4 separate regions of the Homo sapiens genome follow, and regions 1, 2 and 4 are each linked to region 3. Evidence: chromatin contacts called from ENCODE Hi-C or POLR2A ChIA-PET data. All regions are on one chromosome and are shown on one strand. Each heading gives the region's core, a stretch centred on a gene start or an enhancer-like site at or near the end of the contact. The rest is flanking DNA. Distances are from core to core; before and after follow the strand shown.

Region 1 (2,929 bases), core at 93-2,592, 1.1 Mb after region 3:
AATGAAAGGGCGAGAAGTTCAGAATAACGGCCTCATTTTACCCAATTCCCTAAAAATAAGGTGAAAACGTAGGAAGGTTTGCTTTTGTTTTGAAGAATTCACCTAAAAATCCCCAGGGAACATCTTTTTCATTTTTCCTTAGCACACTCAAGTTTCAAATTCACTAGCTCAGTATTTGAAGAGGACCACTCTTACCTTGCCGCTTTACTCCCAAATTATTGTCCCCAAAAAGTATCTTTTAGGGAAACAAAGCAGCTTCACCTGCAGTCCCACAAACCAATAACAGAATATGATCCTTTCTCAACTTTACTGCCCCCAAACTGCAAGCTCTCAAGATCAACGTTTGCCTCAGTTTTAGCAAAAAAGCAACATTTCACCCAAGAAAATGAAATGGTCTGAAACACGCCTACACGCTGTCCTTTCTAAAACTTTTCGGCGGCGAAGTCCAAGCGCTCACCGCGGTGCTCGGCGCATGAACACAACAGAATCTAAAATTGTTGCCGCTTCACAGCAGCGATACAAGCTACCGGTGGCCTCGGATTGAGGGCAGATTTTTAACTTCTAGCAATTTCCAAACTTTTTCATTGAAATACTCCAACAGCTGAAGAAATTAACTCGGACCCCTCACAGTCCAGAAAGGTTTAACCCAAGCCAAGCTCATCATTTCCAACTTGAAATCTAACCAGTTGTGGAAATTGTGCGTTCCCTCCTCTCCCTGGTTCCGTTTACTGCAAAACCAGAAGCCATGACTCACCGAGGAGGGGACCAGAGCCCCCGGGAGGCCGGGCCATGTTCTCCAGGAGCCGGACCCCAGCCGACCACCCGCGCTTCCCGTCGCCTGCACCCTCCGGCTCCGCGACGCCCGGAAGAGCCCGGGCCTCCCGTGAAGGCCCCCCCGGCGTCCCCGCACTTGGCCTATCGCCCGGCCACGCCCGCGCCTGCAGCCCACAGATGACGCCAACCCGCCCTGCACCCACCCCAAGCACTCCCCACTCCCCGCGGGCCGCCCAGCCCCGGCCCCAGCGTACCTGTACCCCCAGGTGCACAGCAGGGACTGCCTCAGGTGCGAGCGCAAATGCCCCAGCGTCGGCTCCGTCTCGGGCACCTCCAGCGGCCAGGTCCGCTTCAGAAGCCGCACCCGCAGCCTCATGACGGCGGCAGGCGGCCCGAGGGGCCTGGACCCGGAAGCGGCGACGGGGACGGCGGCGGGGCCGAGCAGCTCCCGCCCCAAACGGCGACGACCCCGGACTGGCGACTACCGGAGCTGAGGGGTAGCTGAGGCGAAACGGGGAAAGAGCCCCGCCACAGTGGCCGCCCTGCCACTCGGTCTCTGGAATAGAGCGCCCGCCCCTCTCCTGAGGGCGCCTCCTGGAGCCGACCCCGAGAGCTGGAGGCGGGCAGGCGGCCTAAAGGAACCGGGCCTCTCGGGGTCGGCCGATCGATGACTCCGCGCGCAACGGCGCTGCCTGAGAGCGCGGGCACAGTGCGCAGGCGCCGAGATGCGGCCGCTCGCTGGCATCCCAGATTTTCCGCGGCGGTGGCTGGGACTCCCAGTACTTACTCCCTGTGTGCGTGGAACAACGGTAGCGCTGATAGGGATGCTGCAGACAGACAATACAGTCGCCACTCCCCAGGACCAAGTGTCACCCCCTTTCTTCCGTGGCCCTCAGTTCCAGCGGCATCTGCTCTGAGAAGCCTTAGGTTAATCCTTAGGTTGGCCGGGCGCGGTGGCTCACGCCTGTAATCCCAGCACTTTGGGAGGCCGAGGCGGGTGGATCGTTTGAGCCCAGGAGTTCGAGACCAGCCTGGGCAACATGGTGAAACCCCCCCCCCCATCTCTACAAAAAATACAAAAAATTAGGTGTGGTGGCGCCTGCCTGTAGTCCCAGCTAGTTGGGTGGCTGAGGCGGGAGGGTCGATTGAGCCCGGAGGTCGAGGCCTCAATGAGCTGTGATCGCACCACTGCACCTCAGCCTGGTTCCACAGAACGAGACCCTGTCTCAAAAAAAAAGTAGAACTATTTGTAGCCAGTAATCTATGTCCGACAGTTTATTAGAACTCTGTGGCTGCATAACAATCACCCCAAAGTTTAACGCAATAAACATTTGTTGTCCCACAGGTTTTAGAGGTAAAGGGATTTGGGGATGCGTGGCTGGGTGGTTCTGTCTCCAGGTCTCCCATGAGATTACAAACTGTAGGCCAGGGCAGCAGTTATTGACTAGGGCTGGAGGATCGGCCTCCAGGATGGCACAGTCATGACTGTTGGCCAGAGACCTGTTTTCACCACGTGAACCTCCCCATAGGGCTGTTTGAGTGTCCCCATGACATGGCAGCTGGCTTCCTTCAGAGCAGGTGATCCCAGAGAGACCAAGGTATAAGCCACAATGTCTTTTATGACCTAGCTCCAGAGGTCACATACGGCTTTTGTCATATTTACAAACCAACCCTATGTGTGAGAGGATCCAGCCAAAGGTATGAATGCCAACAGACAGGGATCGCTGCGGGCCATCCTGGAGGCTGGCTACCATAGAGGGTCTAACTAATGATAACTTAGATGAGAGAGAGTATCAAGTTTCGTCCTTGTGTGATAACCATAGTCCAAATCCTTAGAGTCAAATAAAGTTTCTCCCAATAGGTGGCAGCACTTGTCCACATCCTGCCCTTGATTCTGCAAATAAATATGTATTGATTGCCTACTTTGTGACAGATACCCCACATGCTGGAGACTCAAGAGACCAAAAAGACATGTTTCTGCCCATGCAAAGTTTACAGTTGAGTGAATCAGCTCTTTCAGTAGAGTGTAAAAAGTCTCTGCTTTATGATAGACATAAATACAGACCTGAGGAATGGGATTGTTAGAAATGTTTGTTTTTTGATGTTGTAAAGAAATAGCACTTGAATATAAATTTAATTTTTTTAGCAAGGCCAT
Region 2 (3,065 bases), core at 227-2,726, 1.8 Mb after region 3:
CTTGCCCAAGGTCACCAGGAAAATTAGAAGCAGAGTAGATACTCAGACTATAGCTCAGTGCAGAATAACATGCTGTATCCTGCTCCTTCTTCCCATGCCTACAAGCCAGGCAAAGGTTCATGCTTTGATCATACCTGCTCTATGCACATCTATGCCACTTCTCTCTCACTCAATGTAAAAACTGATAAACGATTTTAGTTTCTCTTATCTGCCAAACCAGTGCAGGCTGGAATTTTATGGAACATACACGGAAGATTTGTAATTAATAATGCAATTCAACAAATGAAGGGTAGTAAACCGGCAGCATTCACAATGTTCCTTAAAAGTCTGAATGCAAATGCATTAGAAGGGTCCTGCCATCCTCCTATTGTTACTGTATGACAGTTGCTGCTTTAGTCTGTTTAGTCGCCTGTTTAGCCTCAATTGTCACACGAGTCAGTGTGTAATTTCTAGGTATTGCACACACCAGAACCTCAGCCAACTTACAAAACCTCTAAAGACCAATCGATACTGACCACTGCCCCCAAAGCCCTTCTTGTGGATGACGAGTTTGTAGACCTTTGTTGTTCTCATCTTGCACTGTTTTTCCCTTTAGCTGTTCCAAGCTTGGGGCAGAGAAGTCATCTTGCCTCCCTGCCACAGAAATACAAACGAAAAGGTTGGAATGTCAGATTTTTCCTTGCAACCACTCTTTGATTTTAGGCCAGTGAAGATACTGGTGTTCCTCTGCTGTGAAGTGGTGCCAAGTGACTCTCGGAAGAAGTCACTCCTCCAGTTACAAGGAGCGATGGAGAACAAATAGAACCACAGAATCCAGGAACTAAGGGGAATTCGGGCCAGGGGCTAGTCAAACCTAGGAGAAGATATTCTATCACACCCCCATAGGGGAAGCATTGCGCTGAATGGGTGCTCATCACCTTGTCTCCATCTACACCAATAACACCCAAATAGTAAAGAGATCTTAAAAGAGGTTAGCCCACTCATTTTGTAGATGATGAAAGTGTGACTCCGGGCAAGGGACTTGCTCAAGGTCACTCGAGACTTAAGAGACACTCCCACCATTCTCGTTTTGCTGCCAATGTCCTGAGCAAGGCAACCACAAAGAGGAGGAAGGCAGAAGTTCCTTCCCCAAACCTCGGTCTGTGCGAACTCTCAGCAGACCTTCCCTGACTCCGTTTCACAGCTGAGGCCGTTGAGGCTCAGAGAGGGAGAGAGACTTGTCCAAGGTCACACAGCGGAATGGGGATGGAGCCTGGAACTCGAACCTGGGCCAAGGTCCCCTATCTCAAGCCCCCCCAATCCCCAGTCCGGGGCGGGCAGCTCCACTCACCGAAGCTCTAGAGCCCCTTCCCGCCTCTGGCCGGGGCACTGAGGGCTGGACCCTCTCCAGGTTCCCTGCGCCTCCTCCAGATACCCCGCCTACGCCCGCGCGGCCCGCGCTGTTCCGCCCCTAAGCCTGAAGCGCCTACTAGGCCCGCCCCGACCGTGTAGCGCTCACCTGAGAACCCGCGCCGCTCCGGTGGCTCCGCCCCGGGGCCCCGCCTCCTTCCCGCCCTCGCGCCCCCGCGCCGCTCTCGCCGGGCCTCCGTCTCGTCTCGGTGGCCGCACCACTTCCTCATCCGGGGCTCGAGCCGGGGGCGGGGCGTCGTGTGCGGCCTCTTCCTTGGGCCACCTCCTGGCGTTTCCTGCCCTCGAGCACTAGAGCCTCCCGCCCCACGGAGGAAATCCATTTCCTCCTAGTCTATCCGAAGTAGATCCATGGCCACAGAGCTTCGTTTCCGACTCAGTGATCTCCCCACAGGGGAAACGAGATCCGTCAGAGCTCCGTTTTCTGTTATATGAACGAGGTTAATGACTCATGTGGCCTCATTGGGCAGCTAAGAGGCGCCAACGAGAGTTTCTGGGAGGACTTCTGTAAAATGCAAGGGGCTGAGCACGCGAGAGTTAGGGTGATGGCCTCTGCTGGGAAGTGTCCACTTACGGGGGGCTTTTCAAACCCTTGCAAACTCTAAACGACGTTCTGCGCCCCTCAGGTTATTAATAAGAATGGCTGCCGTGGCTTCATAGTCCTTATGTAATCATTGCATCCCTATTACCTGATGGATGCAGGAGGCAGATACTATCCTATTTCACAAACCAGGAAACAGCCTGAGGACACAAAACCCTTCAGAAGGAAGCAAGGACGAATCCTGACCCGTTCCCAGAACGGGGCCTTTAACCAACATCCTTTGGTCATACCCAGGGCACTGCCTAAACTCGCGTCTGTCAGGATATCTTTCTCTCCAAGCAGAAAACCAGAGAGCTGGGTGGGCTGGGTCAGGCTCTGGCCAAGGACTCCTGACAATTGCCAGCTCCGCCTGCTGCCACTGATACCCCCGCCCCCTAGTCCAGTCCACCGTTTCTGACCTGAGCGGCAGCAACTCGATAGGGACTCCCTGCTTCCCCTCTTGAAGCCAGAGAGACCTTATAACTAGAATCGGTGTCTTGGGTCACGCCTCTCCTCTGCTGCTTCTAATCACACTGACTGCTAAATCTAAACGACACAGCACTTGTCTTAAATTTCTTTATATCTTTAATACTAACAGTGCCCATTTCTTACGGATTTGGAAAACTTAAAAATGTTGAAAGAAAAAACATGTTACACTGTAGTGAAAGATTCTGCAGTGGACCAAGGGGACCCTGGGACAGGACAAGCAACGTTCTTAAGCATGGATGCCTTTATGTTGGGACTCAGGAGAAGTTAGGTAAATAATGCAAGTGTTAAGTAATTGCAATTTTTTTGTTTGTTTGTTTTTTTGTTTTTGTTTTGAGATGAGGTCACCCTCACCCAGGCTGGAGTGCAGTGGCATGATCCCGTCTCACTGCCATCTCTGCCTGCCTGGCTCATGCGATCCTCCCACCTCAGCCTCCTAGTAGCTGGGATTACAGGTGCATGCTCAGCTAATTTTTGTATTTTTTGTAGAGACGGGGTTTTGCCATGTGGCCCAGGCTGGTCTCAAACTCCAGAGCTCAAGTAATCCGTCCGCCTTGGCCTCCCAAAGTTCTGGGATTACAGGCACCAATCA
Region 3 (2,986 bases), core at 247-2,746:
ACTATAACATTGTAGGCCCCCATTTTCCAGATGAGAAAACTAAGACTCAAGGAGGTTAAGTGAGTTACCTGAGGTCACACAGCTCATTAAAAGTAGAACCAGTTCTATAGCCCAGGCTTCAGGGCTCAACAAACTATGCCTCTTCTGTTGTTCTGTCCTGACCCTGGATTTTAGCAATCATGAACACTTCTGCTCCTAGGTGAGGAAAATATCAGAGAAAAATGAACTCAGGCCTGGCTGACTCCGTAGTCATGCACATTCATCAAACAGTTTTTGAATAATTACTGTGTTGTTACCACAGTCAAAAAGACATCGTCCCTGCCTCAAGGAGTTTCAGTCAAGTGCAGGAGAGGGGCATGGAAAATTGAACCCAGCAGGATAACATGCTGTGCTGGAGGAAGGGAAACAGCTTGCTTCTTGCTTTGGGAGCCCCTAATCCAGCCTGGGGCTGTGGGGGTGGGGGTGGCTGGAAGGCAGTGATTTCTAAGTTGAGACTTGAAAGAGGGGGAGAATGTGGATGGAGGTGGGGGAAGAGTGCTAGATATCATGCCGTCTCTAAGAGGGTGAGCTATTTGTAATAAATGTACCTGCTTCTTACCACTTGTTCTTTCCCCACCACCAAATTTCTTAATTTTCCACCTTTTCCTGGGGCTTTCTTTCTGAATACAAACTCATCCCATTGCCTCCTTTACAACTAATTGAACACTTGGACTTAATTGATTATGTATTAAGTTGGGGACTTGGAGTGACATTCAGGACTGGGCTCATGTTGAGATTAATTTATTCCTGTAGTCTTCCTGTTTTGCAGTGTAACTGAGTGCCTCACATGTGTGTTAAAAATAAAACGGAGAGTCAGGGCAATCTAATTAGACAGCTTAACCCATCACTCTCGTGTTCAGTCTTCACCCAGCTCTCCTGCTTTGATGGTAACCAAAATAGATGAATAAGTTAATCAAAGGTCTGATTAAATAGCACAGCTCTGCAGCATGGACTAATGATTGCCAAGCCTCAGTTCAGGCAGATTGCTAGAGGAGAGAGGAAGCTGAGCTGAGCTCCAAAGGCCAGGGCTTTCATGAGGAAGATGTTTATAAAGCACATGGGAGGGAATTCCTCACTGAGTCCTCGGATCTTAACGGTGATGGCTCACTCTAAAGGAAGGATAATGTAGTTTGGGGAAAGAACACAAACCTTCTCCTGGCAAATTCTGACTCTTAGAGCTTTGCATCTTGCTGGCTGTGGGATTGTAGACAAATCGCCCGCCTTCCTATGCCTGCCTGCCATCCATCATCCATCCATCCATCCATCCATCCATGCATTCATCCATCCATCCATCCATCTGTTCCAGATATGTGTTTTGTACCTATTATATACAAGGCATTGTGCTTATTTTTTTTTTTTTTTTTTTGAGACTGAGTTTCGCTTTTGTTGCCCAGGCTGGAGTGCAATGGTGCGATCTCTGCTCACCGCAACTTCCGCTTCCTAGGTTCAAGTGATTCTCCTGCCTCAGCCTCCCGAGTAGCTGGGATTACAGACATGCACCACCACACCCGGCTAATTTTGTATTTTTAGTAGAGATGGCATTTCTCCCTGTTGTTCAGGCTGGTCTCGAACTCCCAACCTCAGGGGATCCGCCCACCTCAGCCTCCTAAAGTTCTGGGATTACAGGCGTGAGCCACTGCGCCCAGCCAGGGCATTGTGCTTTGATTTTGTTGTTGTTCATTTAATTTGCCCTTGTGTTAACTGTATGACTCGGTTGTGTGAGGTTTTTCCTTCTAGGTCCTCTCTTGCCGTAACCCTCACTTTATGCTCCATGAGGCTGATGCATAAAGCATCTCTAGTCTCGCTTTCGCTCTGGTTTCCGTTAGGGTTGACTGGAGGGCTGCCCTCCCGGGAGACTGGTGGGCAGGAGGGAAGTGAGGTTGAGATGTTTTTTCCTGTTCTGGCTTATGCGTTGCCACAGGTAGGCTGTGTCCCTCTGCTGAAGGTCACTGCCTCAGCCAGGTGGCCTTACTCAAACAGCAATTCTCTCTGGATTCCAGCATCTGCTGGCCTGGGCCCTTTTGGCCTTGGGGTGGTAATGGCCCCAAGTACTCTTCCCCTCCTCAAGTAACTGCACGGTTCTTGTTACTGCCCCTAATTCTGCATATACTTAGATTAAATAGTCCTTTTATTAAATCTTCCTTAGATTCCCCAGGAGAGTGTGCTGTTTCCACCCACACACTGCCTGATAGGATGAAGTAAGTGTAGCAACATGGATGGAGCTGGAGGCCATTATCCTAAGTGAACTAACTCAGAAGCAGAAAATCAAATATCACATGTTCTCACTTACAGATGGAAGCTAAACAACGGGCATACCTGGATACAAAGCTGGAAATAATAGACACTGGGGTCTCCAAAAGAGGGGAGGGTGAGAGCTGTGTGAGGGGTGAGAAATTGCCTGCTGGATACAGTGTTCAACATTCAGGTGACAGGTATACTGGAAGTCCAGTCTCCACCATTACACAGTGTACCCATGTAACAAAAATGCGTGTGTACCCCCAGAATCTAAAATTAAAAATTTTTTAAAAAAGAAATCATGACCTTTATAAATAGCAGAAACTCAGAAAAGCTGAGCAAACCTGTCCAAGGTGACATGGCGATTAAGTGATGATACTAGAATCTAAATCCAGGCATGCCTGAATCTACCACCCAGGGTGTTTTGCTCTCCTGCATACATCCCACAGACCCTTACCTTCATCTGGAAGCACCAAAAGAGGCACTGATAGCTAAATACATGGAATAAGATAGAGGGATCAGGAAGAAGGGCGGGAGCTTATTACTGAGTATATTTTGTGTACCACGCCCTTGAGTCCTTTAATATAATTTAATTTTTATACCACTGTGTGAAGTAGGCATCGTCTCCATTTTACCAACTTTTAAAAATGAGCAACTACTCTTAAAAAAAAACTAAGTAACCACATTTTTTTCTAACATCATAGTCTAGTGA
Region 4 (2,999 bases), core at 137-2,636, 1.2 Mb after region 3:
CCTGTAGTCCCAGCTGCTTGGGAGGCTGAGGCAGGAGAATCGCTTGAACCTGGGAGGCGGAGGTTGCAGTGAGCCGAGATGGCACCACTGCACTCCAGCCTGGCGACAGAGCAAGACTCCAACTCAAAAAAATAATAAAATAAAATAAGACATAGAAAAGGGAAGAGACCTAAGGTTGCACAGACATCAAGGCTTGATTTTAAAAGAGAATTCTTTACCTCTGAAATCTTTCCAAGAAGGAACAGGGTAACCACAGGAAACTCTAAAAGTTGTATCACTTCAAGCTTTGGGATTTTTCACCCACCACAGATTCAATGAAATGGCAGTGCAGAGTACTAAACTCAGACAATTCATAACTGAGAATGATATTAATGTGTCAGAGCACCTAATCAATGGGGAGAAATTGGGGCAGAAGAGAAGAAAAGCGGAACCAGTGTAGATAATGCAACAAATGAATGGAAACTACATACTGTTTTTTGCAGCACTTACAGTCTAGTGGGGGAATGGAAAGAGGAGAGCTGTTTATAGAGTGCTTGCCGTGTGCCAAGCCCCGTGCTGATTACCCCTCCAGTGTCACTTCATTTAGCCTTCTACTCAAGAAAGAATTATGATCCCATTTTAGAGATGACGAAACAGAGATAAGAGGGGTTAATCACACCAAGTCAGTAAATGGCACAGATAGAAATTGAATCTTGCGTCTTTCTAATCCCAAAGTTGCAGTTGTTGACATGAGGCCGAACTGGAAACTGAAATCACTTAAAGCTCACTTACCACTATGAACAAGAGACACGGCGTATAAAAGCATGATTAAAGAGGTCTTGATCATCAAATGCGGCTAGACTGGGGAGTTTTGGCGATCCATAAGGGCTGTGATTTGATCATTTTGTAGTATATGTCTGGCCACAATAGATGCACCCACAAGTGTTTGTCAGAATAAATGATAAGCTGCCATGCTTCATTCTTTGGGATGCTCCTTTCTGACCAAAAAAGTTATTTGGTGTATATCCAGATTCATTCTGAAACATAAATGTTCAGCTATGGTATTTACTCAAACAGGTTTTTCTTTCTCAGCTGCTGGCGTTATCTTTTTCCCCTCCCAGCTGAGGGTGTAAACTCCAAGCCAATGCACCGAACCTGACCCAGACTCAAGGTGTTTTCATAAGCTGCTGAAAAGCATTTCCAAAACAAAAGATAACTAGATTATACTTTAAACTTCTGGATTTCGCTTAGCTGTAGTTTAGAGGAAATCGACTAATAAAGATCCTAAAGTTATACACTACAGGACAGTACAACTTAACCAGAGGAAAGACATTGGCCTGAAGAATTTTGAGCCTCGGCGCTTGCCGTTGCTCATCTGCTGCGGCGCTGGTCGCGCCTGCGCTTTGGTTCTTGGAAGGCGGTGCTCTGAGAAGCCGGACTACGCGGCAGCGGCTCTTCAAAGCGGAGCCGGGAGTTTTTGCTACAGTTTTCGCCACCATGAGTCGCAGCTATAATGATGAGCTGCAGTTCTTGGAGAAGATCAATAAAAACTGCTGGAGGATCAAGAAGGGCTTCGTGCCCAACATGCAGGTAAGGCAGGAGAGCAAATGGCGGGGCCTTCCGTGCTCCGTCCCCGGCCCGGCCGGCGTCCACTGCGCCCTCTGGACCTCCCCTGACCACTGGGTCCGCCCCGGCCCCTTGCAGAGTTTCCCTCATCCCGTCCTTCTCCCCTCACGGTTCTGGGGCCGCCCAACCTGTTCCGGCACCACCTCCCGCCAGGAGAGGTCCCCGAACCACGAGGACAAGCTAAGTGCGGTGGATATGGGAATCTAAATAAATACGAAATTGGGGTTTCCAAAGCGTTTTCACAGATCAGTCTCATAAACGTATCGTGAGCTGTTTTACGTTCACAGAAACTTCAGTGATCTTTTCCAGGGTGGAACAGCCAGCCCCAGGTTCATTTGCTGGGACTGGAATTCACCTCCTCTGAGTCATGCTGGTTATTTAAATAACGTTTACAAACCTTTGTTCACTAAACCAGGTTTTCAGCATTCAGTATCGCATGTTGGTTTTTAATAAAGCGATGTCATTTCTTGCAGTAGCGCAGGGCAGGGCCTGTTTGATTTTAATATTCACTTCACAGAAGGACCTCGAGGATCTGTCGGTGACATAGCTTCCTCTACCCACCTAGGAAGAAGCTCAGCCAGGACTTGATGTCCGGTTTACTTCTTTGACGTCCCAGATGGAGACTTGAGGGCTCAGGATCATCAGATAGTTTGAAAGCCTGGGCTCTGTATCTCTCGGCCTTCATCACCATCTGTGCTCATATTTTTATTAATGTGAAAAAAGAAAACGTTTATGAAGTTTTGCAACGTATTTTTAAATAGTTTTTGAAATCCCTGAAGGTGCCAAGTAAATGCTTCAAAGGTTTACCGTCTCGTCTCACGTCTTGGTAAACAGCTCCCAATAGTCACTCCATTCTTTTATTCAGAATCAAAGCTTACTGAGTTTCCCTTGTTGGCAAGTCACTTACACTGAGGGAAGAAAAAGCGCACGGGGATAAATCTGTGTTCTGTTTGCTGTTTGGCCACTTTCTTTGTGTGGAAACCGTTACCCTGAAGGAAGGAATAGAAAATCTAACATAGGGAGAGCGCAGTGGTTCATGGCCTGTAATCCCAACGCTTTGGGAGGCCAAGGCGGGAAGATCCTTTGTGCCTAGGACTTTGGAGACCTGCCTGGGCAATATAGTGGGACCCTGTCTCTACAAAAAAAATTTAATTAGCCAGGCGGGGTGGTGTGCACCACAGCTACTCAGGAGGCTGAGGCAGGGGGATCGCTTGAGCCTGGGAGATCTTGGCTGCAGTGACCCGTGATCATTCTAAACTGCACTCCAGCCTAGGTGACAGAGTGAGTCTCAAAAAAAAAAAAAAAGAAAAGAAAAAGAAAACACCATGACATGATTATCTGTAGGATCTAATAACACAGACTGTCATTGTCTGGCAGGTGTTCTGACTCAGCCT

Evidence for each region. A loop is a pair of places that touch in the nucleus more often than their neighbours do. ChIA-PET counts read pairs that join two places held with the same protein, here RNA polymerase II (POLR2A). Pooled maps may share reads with other maps.
Region 1: a loop to region 3 is called in a map of B cell, with 6 times the contacts of the local background. The contact joins the promoter of FBXO7 here to the enhancer-like site in region 3. A Hi-C loop is called at or near these places in 1 of 168 maps with a recorded cell type or tissue (B cell), 1 of 37 single-sample maps with no recorded cell type and 3 of 50 pooled maps.
Region 2: a map with no recorded cell type shows a loop between it and region 3 (10-fold over the local background). The contact joins the promoter of DEPDC5 here to the enhancer-like site in region 3. A Hi-C loop is called at or near these places in 1 of 37 single-sample maps with no recorded cell type and 2 of 50 pooled maps. POLR2A ChIA-PET finds 5 or more read pairs at or near these places in 1 of 52 experiments (PC-9).
Region 4: a map with no recorded cell type shows a loop between it and region 3 (5-fold over the local background). The contact joins the promoter of RTCB here to the enhancer-like site in region 3. A Hi-C loop is called at or near these places in 1 of 37 single-sample maps with no recorded cell type and 2 of 50 pooled maps. POLR2A ChIA-PET finds 5 or more read pairs at or near these places in 1 of 52 experiments (activated B cell).

Annotation. Positions count from the first base shown.
Region 1 is chr22:32,473,224-32,476,152 of GRCh38, reverse strand. It overlaps FBXO7 (F-box protein 7), which reads right to left and starts at 1,342. Exons shown (of 9, transcript NM_012179.4): 1 at 1,029-1,342. The coding sequence starts at 1,150. RefSeq lists enhancers at 826-995, 581-1,081, 1,250-1,419, 1,082-1,582, 2,308-2,367 and silencers at 752-1,061, 1,072-1,261.
Region 2 is chr22:31,752,430-31,755,494 of GRCh38, reverse strand. It overlaps DEPDC5 (DEP domain containing 5, GATOR1 subcomplex subunit), which reads right to left and starts at 1,476. Exons shown (of 43, transcript NM_001242896.3): 1 at 1,331-1,476; 2 at 516-633. The coding sequence starts at 573. RefSeq lists a silencer at 1,402-1,711.
Region 3 is chr22:33,567,186-33,570,171 of GRCh38, reverse strand. All of the region lies in intron 5 of LARGE1 (LARGE xylosyl- and glucuronyltransferase 1), which reads left to right. Among named protein-coding and RNA genes, the nearest start is that of MIR4764, 130 kb to the right of the region's middle. RefSeq lists a silencer at 235-529. Within about 2 kb of position 1,496, at least 4 of the 41 ENCODE cell types and tissues checked have a DNase peak (open chromatin) inside an H3K27ac peak, as active enhancers do; they include B cell, where a contact is called at or near this core.
Region 4 is chr22:32,410,634-32,413,632 of GRCh38, reverse strand. It overlaps RTCB (RNA 2',3'-cyclic phosphate and 5'-OH ligase), which reads left to right and starts at 1,386. Exons shown (of 12, transcript NM_014306.5): 1 at 1,386-1,569. The coding sequence starts at 1,477. RefSeq lists an enhancer at 1,237-1,416.